Regions from separate parts of the Homo sapiens genome. Here region 1 is linked to region 2. Evidence: read pairs that join two places in POLR2A ChIA-PET (ENCODE). Cell type or tissue: CD4-positive, alpha-beta T cell. All regions are shown on one strand.

The links. Peaks named below come from ENCODE experiments on the same cell type or tissue, not always from the same donor. Only the 100,000 strongest peaks of a DNase experiment are listed, where the experiment ranks them.
Region 1: POLR2A ChIA-PET joins it to region 2 with 5 read pairs; 1 of 35 experiments calls an interaction of 5 or more read pairs at or near these places.

The regions. Positions count from the first base shown.
Region 1 is chr13:46,686,083-46,690,082 of GRCh38, reverse strand. LRCH1 (leucine rich repeats and calponin homology domain containing 1) reads right to left here. Exons shown (of 20, transcript NM_001164211.2): 6 at 2,104-2,231; 7 at 887-950. Among named protein-coding and RNA genes, the nearest start is that of ESD, 110 kb to the left of the region's middle. In CD4-positive, alpha-beta T cell, no CTCF peak of the experiment used is centred here; a DNase peak (open chromatin) is centred at 2,092.
Region 2 is chr13:46,200,808-46,204,807 of GRCh38, reverse strand. It overlaps LOC107984578 (a long non-coding RNA gene), which reads left to right. Exons shown (of 4, transcript XR_001749863.3): 2 at 1,578-1,707. Among named protein-coding and RNA genes, the nearest start is that of LRRC63, 9.1 kb to the left of the region's middle. In CD4-positive, alpha-beta T cell, no CTCF peak of the experiment used is centred here; a DNase peak (open chromatin) is centred at 2,417; H3K27ac peaks cover 523 bases.

The DNA of each region.
Region 1 (4,000 bases), 490 kb before region 2:
AAGGTTTTTTTCCTGGAGTCATACATAGAAAAAAATGTGAGTTTCTTTGATGGGGTGACTGGCCTATTAACTGCAATTTCACAGTATTATAATGTTAACTTAGTAACTACAGAAAGTAACTTCCCTCAAAAAAAGAAGAGCACCTGATACTTTTCCTACCACTCCTTTCTAGATCCCTGAGGCCAAGAAGCTCCATTTAATGATACATTAGTGTTAGATTTTGGGGACTCTAATAGACTACATGTGAGATAATAAATCAGTTATCAAAGCATGATTTATAACCACTATAGGAAGTTCTAATGTGTGAGGCCTGTTAGCTTGCAAGTAACCAAACTTGTATCCAATTAACTGAACAGAACAGAACAGAACACAATCTAAGAGTCTGAGGAAAACAAACATTGTTATAAAAACTATAGCTACTCATAAATGCATTTCCTGTGGATCAACTATTAAAATAAAATGTACAGTTGATTCCTTAACATTTACGCATATGTATAACAATGTTTTTCTAAATTACTCTATTACTGAAAAATAAGCGTATGTATAAAAGTGCTTCACGGGCACTTGCGTACTACTTAGCCATTTTGTAATATTTATTGAGCACTCAATAATATTTTAGATAATGTGTAGGAGAGGAGAAGATACAGACTCCACTCTTGAGGCATTTACAAAATATTAAAGATATTAAAGATGCAGAATAAGTAACAACAGCTAATATTTATATAACACTTCGAGGATTTCAAATCACATGAATATACAAATCACTTTTACGAATATCACATGAATATACAAATGAATCGATGCCCTTTAACAGAAAGGAGTTCAATGAACACTGGTAGATATGTCTAGAAGTACAGAAGGAAAAGAATCTGATCACTAACTTTACCTCGGTGGCAGATAATCGCTTATCTCCATTATCACTTCCAACTCCCGAATCAGAATCCTTCTTGCTGAGATAGATGCCATCAATATTGAATTCATTTAAAAAAGATTAAAATCACAAAGTTCACACCAAGAAACATCAATTTATATTCTAATAATAATTTTGCTACGCAAATTTTTATTATTACCATAAGGCAACAAATCAGTCTAGTATTAAAGAATATTAAGACATGGACCTAATGAAAATCAGACAGTAGCACAGTCTAAACACAGGATAAGATAAAATTCTTTGTGTTCGGGGTTTCATGGATTTATGCTCTAATCAAGTGGCTTGCTCTTAGATGTCAAGGTGTTTCTTAAAAATAGTTACCAATGTTCTTATTTTACTGCATCTAGCATATAAAAAATTAATAAACCACATAACTGCTTTTACCCCTTATGTTATGAAATGTGGTTACTTTCAATAATTCTGTAAATTTTTATCCAGGGATTAAGTACATAAAACAGTGTACATATTTTAAGCATTATATAAAAGTAACATTAGAGTAGTCCAAAATTTTAAATTTACTTATGTAGCAAAAAGTGAAGGAAAAGATTTCTGCAGTGAAGACTTCTTAAAAAGAACCTGCATTTCTATAACTGTGTTCAGTGTGAGAATGTTGTTTTTTGGAAGCTCAAGGCTTGATTTATGCCACAAGAAGCTCTAGGATGTGTGAAAGGGTTCTAACTTTTCCATTTGAAACAGGAAGTGGCGACAAAACTACACATACTGCATTTTTAAAAGACCAAAAATAAAGCCTTCATTTTTTTCTTAACATTGTTCTGGAGGCATATTCAACATTAATAATTGCTAAAAAGGCATGTCTGGGCTCAATATAGTTATTTTGATAAGTAAAAAATATTCACATTTGTATTCTAGATCTTATTTATAAGTATGCACATATTTACTCAGGAAGAACTGATTATTGATTAGGAGACAGATGATATTTGAGATATACCAAAATATTCTCAATAGCAGCAGTTTTTTCTTTCATATCCCAATAGTTTCTCAACTTCTTGTTTTAAATACAAATTAGGTGATTAAACCAAATTGTTCTGTTTTGCTTTGTTTTCTGCAGATACCATGGTGACTTAAAACAAACAGATTTTGAAGTCAGCTACCTGGAGGGCCTTGGCCTAGGCAAATTTTAAACTGGGGCTTTGAATGAGGGCATGACTCACCCATCTTCCACGTGCTGGTGTAAATGTGGCCTCTCCATGGTGTGGAGATAAAGGGAGTCAGCTGTCTTAATCTGGCATGCTTGTATGCTCAGATACTTAAATATGTGAACTTTGCCCTTTGTGCAAATCTACAAAGAAATTAATAGCAATCATATTCATTTTTCAATGACAAAACAAAATGTAAGTATCAAATCCTTACTCTGTATATTTCAATTTTCCCAGTTTCATTTTAAGTAACACCCTACCAATGTACACTAAATCCGTCCTTTCCAAAACATGTAAGAATTTTGGGAATCATTCCCTCCAAATTCTACTTTGAATAGAAAATCATGCTTAAGCAATTTCCCATTTTTTCTTGCATTAAACTATAAAACTCTAACAAAAATGTATTCAAGTATATATAGTATAAAAAATATAAACTCAGATGACCAGCCTGGTGAAATTCCAGTTACAAAAGATGAGAAAAGCACAATTATTTTCGAGCTGATAGAAAGCAATTCAGAGCCTAAAAATAATTGTAGATTTAAGAAGCTGTTAAATTATTTAAAAAGAAAATAAACTTCAAAATATTTACATGGTTAAGCATCTGAAAGCATAGCACTTCATTTTTCTCTCATGCAGTTTAACATTTGAGCTGGAGACTTGTCTCTAAATAATCAATAACCATGTTTTAAGGTGTTTAAATTCCATTTTCCAGCTAACATTCAAATAAGGAATATATGGTTGGGAGCAGTGGCTCACGCCTGTAATACCAGTATTTTGGGAGGCCAAGGCGGGCAGATCCCTGGGGGTCAGGAATTAGAGAGCAGCCTGGCCAACATGGTGAAATCTCGTCTCTACTAAAAATACAAAAACTATCCAGGTGTGGTGGCAGGCGCCTGTAGTCCCAGCTACTCAGGAGGCTGAGGCAGGAGAATCACTTGATCCTGGGAGGCAGAGGCTGCAGTAAGCCAAGATCACACCTCTGCACTCCAGCCTGGGCGACAGAGCGAGACTCTGTCTCAAAAAAAAAAAAAAAAAAAAAAAATCAATATACTCCATGAAACAAATTCAAATAAAATGATAAATAATAAGACATTTAATTCTGGAGTTGGAGTGATTAGCATAGTGAGCCAAGTGCTGGTGAATGGATTTGATGCAATGGAAGACAATTTATTGTTTCTCACATTCACTCAAGGGTTCACTGTGACTGTTTATAATCAAGTTTTATTCAGTATTATTCTCTTCAGCAGAGAATCAGAAAACTGGCCTTTGGAGAGTTGCTTAAGCATGATTGATAGCATTGGGAATCAGAAAACAATACCCCAAAATGAAGGTCTCAGAAGCAAAAGTTTTTCTCTGACCTCTCCTGCCCTCCTGCCCCTCGGTCCCATTCTCCCAAGGAAGGGAGCCTTACAAATTTGAATCTTCCCCAAAGCTGGTCATAGAAACCAAAACCCCTTTAAAACCTCAAAATATTACTGGAACTTTCCCTCGGCCTTTCTGTGTAAAAACTGGCCATAAAGAAATGATCTGACTTCTCTTGTTTGACAGTAGGCCATAAGACCCCCCATCGCAAAGAGGGTCCTGCCCCACGCCCAGAAGGAAGGAATGATCCTCAGAGAGCCCAAGAAGAATCCAGACAAACAGGCCCTGCTGGGTTTCCTCACTCAGTCTATTAACATGAGATCATACTCTTTTTGTCCAATCATATTTCTACATGGCTGTCCATACTTTGTAAGCATAAAAATGGACAATTTCCCCTGTATCTTTGGGTCTTCACTCTGGAGGCTTCCACGTACATGTTAATAAATTTTGATGCCTTTTCTCCAATTAATCTGCCGCTTGCCAGTGATTAGTGATTTTCAGCAAACTTTCAGAGGGTGAAGGGGAAATTTTCCCTTGGCTCCTATAACAG
Region 2 (4,000 bases):
ATGATTTTTAAGAGATCCCTAATGATTTTAAAGAGATACTATGGATACTCAATATGCCCCGTTTGCCTACTGAAGCTGTGTAAGATGAAATATGAAGTGGTTACATATGTGAGCCCTAAAGTTAGATAGACCTGGTTTGAATATGACAGCACCATTTACCAGTTATATGACTTTGGTCAAGTTAACCCTTTAAGTCTTAGTTTCCACATCTGTAAAATTGAGGCAATAATGGCACCTACCCCAAACAGAGTTGTGAAAATTAAATGAGAAAATCCTGAAAATGCTTCAACACAGTTCCTGGATCACTGAAAATGTTCAATAAATGTCAACTACTATTTTTTCTCAATGATAATTCAAAAGTTGATTGTATAAAGGTAGTACCATACTCATTACTGTTACATATTACTGATTTGTGACATATAACTGATTTGTTGCTAAATCACTCTAAAATGGTTCTTGTGCTCTTTATATACATACACACATATACATACATATATATATATATAATGTAAACAAAGTCATTTTACATTCAAGCATGTATAGTTTGTTTAGTTAGTTAGAAATCAATGCTAGCATTTTCAGTCTATGTGACCAGTAGTGCTGATGTGGATGGCCTCTTGTCCACCCAAAATACATAGGAATGCCAGATAAAATATGTAGCTGAGATGAACAGAAAAGGAAATCCCTGATGTTGGGAGAAGAAAAAGAACTTAATGTCAGCGAAGTGAGCTGGAGATGAAGTCCTGGTGGTCCACGGGGGGTCTGATTTTTAGGGGTGGGGAACTGGGATTGTCCTACCTACATGGGAAGTGGAGATGAACTCCCTAGTCTGCAGCAAGCAGAGAACTGAAATAAAACAGCCTGCATAAATCTGAGAGCCTCAAAATTGAGACCCTTTCTCTGAAACAGGGACTAGAGAATCCATTCTCTAGCCCACAGCATATCAAGGAAGCTGACCATAGGCTAGGCAAACAATATATTAATACTGGACAAAGTAGACTCTAATAGGCTTATTTTTTAAGGATACAAAGAAATGATTCATCAAGGTGATGTGCCAGCATATGACTGTCTGCACTTAACTGCATAACTTCTAAATACCAGAAACAACAATGGACAAAATGACAAGGAGCTATTGATAAATCTACCTCTAAAATGAGAACCTTTTTTTAAAAAAAGCACGTCTCTTAGAAAATAAAAGCTCAAGCAAGCAAAAGATTCCTAAGGATATGGGAGATTTCAATAAACCAAGTAATACACTTGATCTGATCGATATATAGATCCCTGTATCCAATAAATAAAGAACACACATTCCCCTTCAGTATACTTGAAATATTTACCAAGATGGGCCACAAAGGAAATCTTAAAAAATTCTAAAGGGGCGCTTAGTAGATATTCCAGTTTGACTAGAGAAGAAGTTGGGTAGGTCAGGCTAGGAATGTAAGTCTGAGAGGATCTTAAATATTAGGATATTGACAGGCAGTGGAGAGCTACTGGAAGATTTAGAGCAGGAAAGCTACAGGATCTGCATTAAGAGATGAATCTGGAATTGAGGCCAAGTTATTCTCTTAATTTTCAAGGGCGAATGAGGAAAGATCCAGCTCTGACAGAATAATGAGTTGTGCAAAGTGAAGGCCAAATGACATCACCGGAGATAGCAGTAGTTCAAAGAAAGCAAAGCAGAGGAATTGAACTGCTGCAAAATGCACGGTAGGTAACAGGGCAGTGAACGCAGACCACCCTGGGCCTCGGGGGTCAGCACCAGGTTCACAGGGCAAAGCATGAATTTAATTCCAGAAAGTCACTACTAACCTCATTAGAAATCTTAGTGTGATTTTCCTGTGTGTTTTGAACTTAATTTTAAGCTTATTTGGATTTATAGTTATGATCTAACTGCACTAGCAGCTTACCCCAAGTTTGCTGTTTGCTTATGTAACAGAAATAGGTAAAGACAACTCTGGAAGTCTGGGATAGTTTTTTCATGTATGTATTCATGCTAGAGAAGTTCTAGTCTAGTTGATTCTCCTCACTCTACAGATATGGAAAATTAAGCACAGAAGGGTGACTAATCATTAATTATAGTAATAAAAATGATTAAATATTAGTACTAGCACTTTTAGAACGTATGCTGTGTGTTAGTCATTATACTAAGTACTCTCCATGCATTTCTTCATTTATGCCTCGCAACTAGGCTATGATGTAAGTGCTATTTACTTTTCCTGTCTGCTAATAAGGATACTGAGGCTTAGATAGATTAAGAAGACCATAAACCCAGGGACTAGATTTGGGACCCAGGCCTTTGTAACTCCACAGAATGAGCTCTTACCCACTTTGCTATCCCAACTTGACTTGGACACACAAGTTGCCACCCAATCAAATTTAGATTCAAGATCTCTTGACTTGTGGTCTAGTGTATTTCCTGTCTCACCTCAGGCCTCTATTCTCTACATTTCTTTGAGAGTACACAGCTAAAGCCACAGAGTAGTTTTAGATCTTATTGTAAGAAAAATGCTTAGTTAGGCTCATCTCCTATGTCAGAAGTTCAGAATAATTAATCATATTTCCGCTTTCTGACTTTTCAGAGTTCCTGGGATGTTTTAATTAGACACTTGACATATTTTTAATTTTCTCTATCACTTGTAGCACACACCAGGTGTTCAGGTTTTGGTCCAGATATTGGTTCAATAAGGATTTATTGGATGCATTAATGAAAATCTAGAACCTCCAAATCTAGAACCTCCTTACTTATGGACATGTTAAATTTCAGAAGGCTATTTTCCAATACATTTGTGTATAAATCCTTAGTGACTAAAACAGATTAAGGAGTATTTCTTAGAGGTCCCCAGAAGCATTTCCACTAAAGATGGGTATAAAAGTTAGTCCTGTGAAACTTTAAAATCAGGTCTGTTTTCCGCCTTTGAGATCATATAAAATCTATCAGACATTCTTTCTATTAATATAATTGATTGTTTTGGTCTACATCAAAAATCTATTGAGGCAGTTAACCCTCCTCTTGAATGACATCTGCAACTGTTTTAGGTTACGCTTTAAGGTGCTCACTTGATAAACCACAATATTAAATCAACTCTCCACTTACTCAATACCTACACCAGTGGAACTGAACAGGGTGGGAGAAAGCCCACTTGGAATGCCCTTATTTTAAATTCATAATCACCTACTTTTTTTTTTTTTTTTTTTTTTGAGATGGAGTCTCGCTCTGTCACCCAGCCTGGAGTACAGTGGCACGATCTCGGCTCACTGCAAGCTCCGCCTCCCGGGTTCAAGCGATTCTCCTGCCTCAGCCTCCTGAGTAGCTGGGATTACAGGTGCCCGCCACGACGCCCAGCTAATTTTTGTATTTTTAGTAGAGACAGGGTTTCACCATATTAGGCTGGTCTCGAACTCCTGACCTCAGGCGATCCACTCACCTTGGCCTCCCAAAGTGCTGGGATTACAGGCGTGAGCCACCGTGCCCGGCCAGTCAACTACTTTTTAATTACAAAGGGAAAAATAGTAACTTTACAGTGGGGGGGCCCCTGCAGACATCATGTACCCCACAATATGATGTGCTGAGAGAGAACAACATCACTAATGTGTTACTCTTGCCAAAAATACATACCTGAATTAAATTGTGAGGAAACAGACAAGCCCACACTGAGGGACAGTCTATGATGGACTTTTTCGAAAGTGTCACGATGATGAAAGACAGATTGAAGAACTGTCCCAGATTAATGGAGGCTAAGGAGATATCACAACTAAATGGAATGTGAGATCTGGATTGGATCCTAGTCCAGAAAAAGGATACTTACTAATAGGATAATCTATCAAAGTTGAAAAAGGTCTGTAGTTTAGTTAATAATGGTGGATCAATGATAATTTCCCAATATTGATAATTATACTATGGTACTGTATTAATGTTAAGATGCTAATATTTGGGAAAGTTGGGTGAAGGGTATATGGGAATTCTTTTAACTATTTTTCCACCTTTTTTATAATTCTGAAA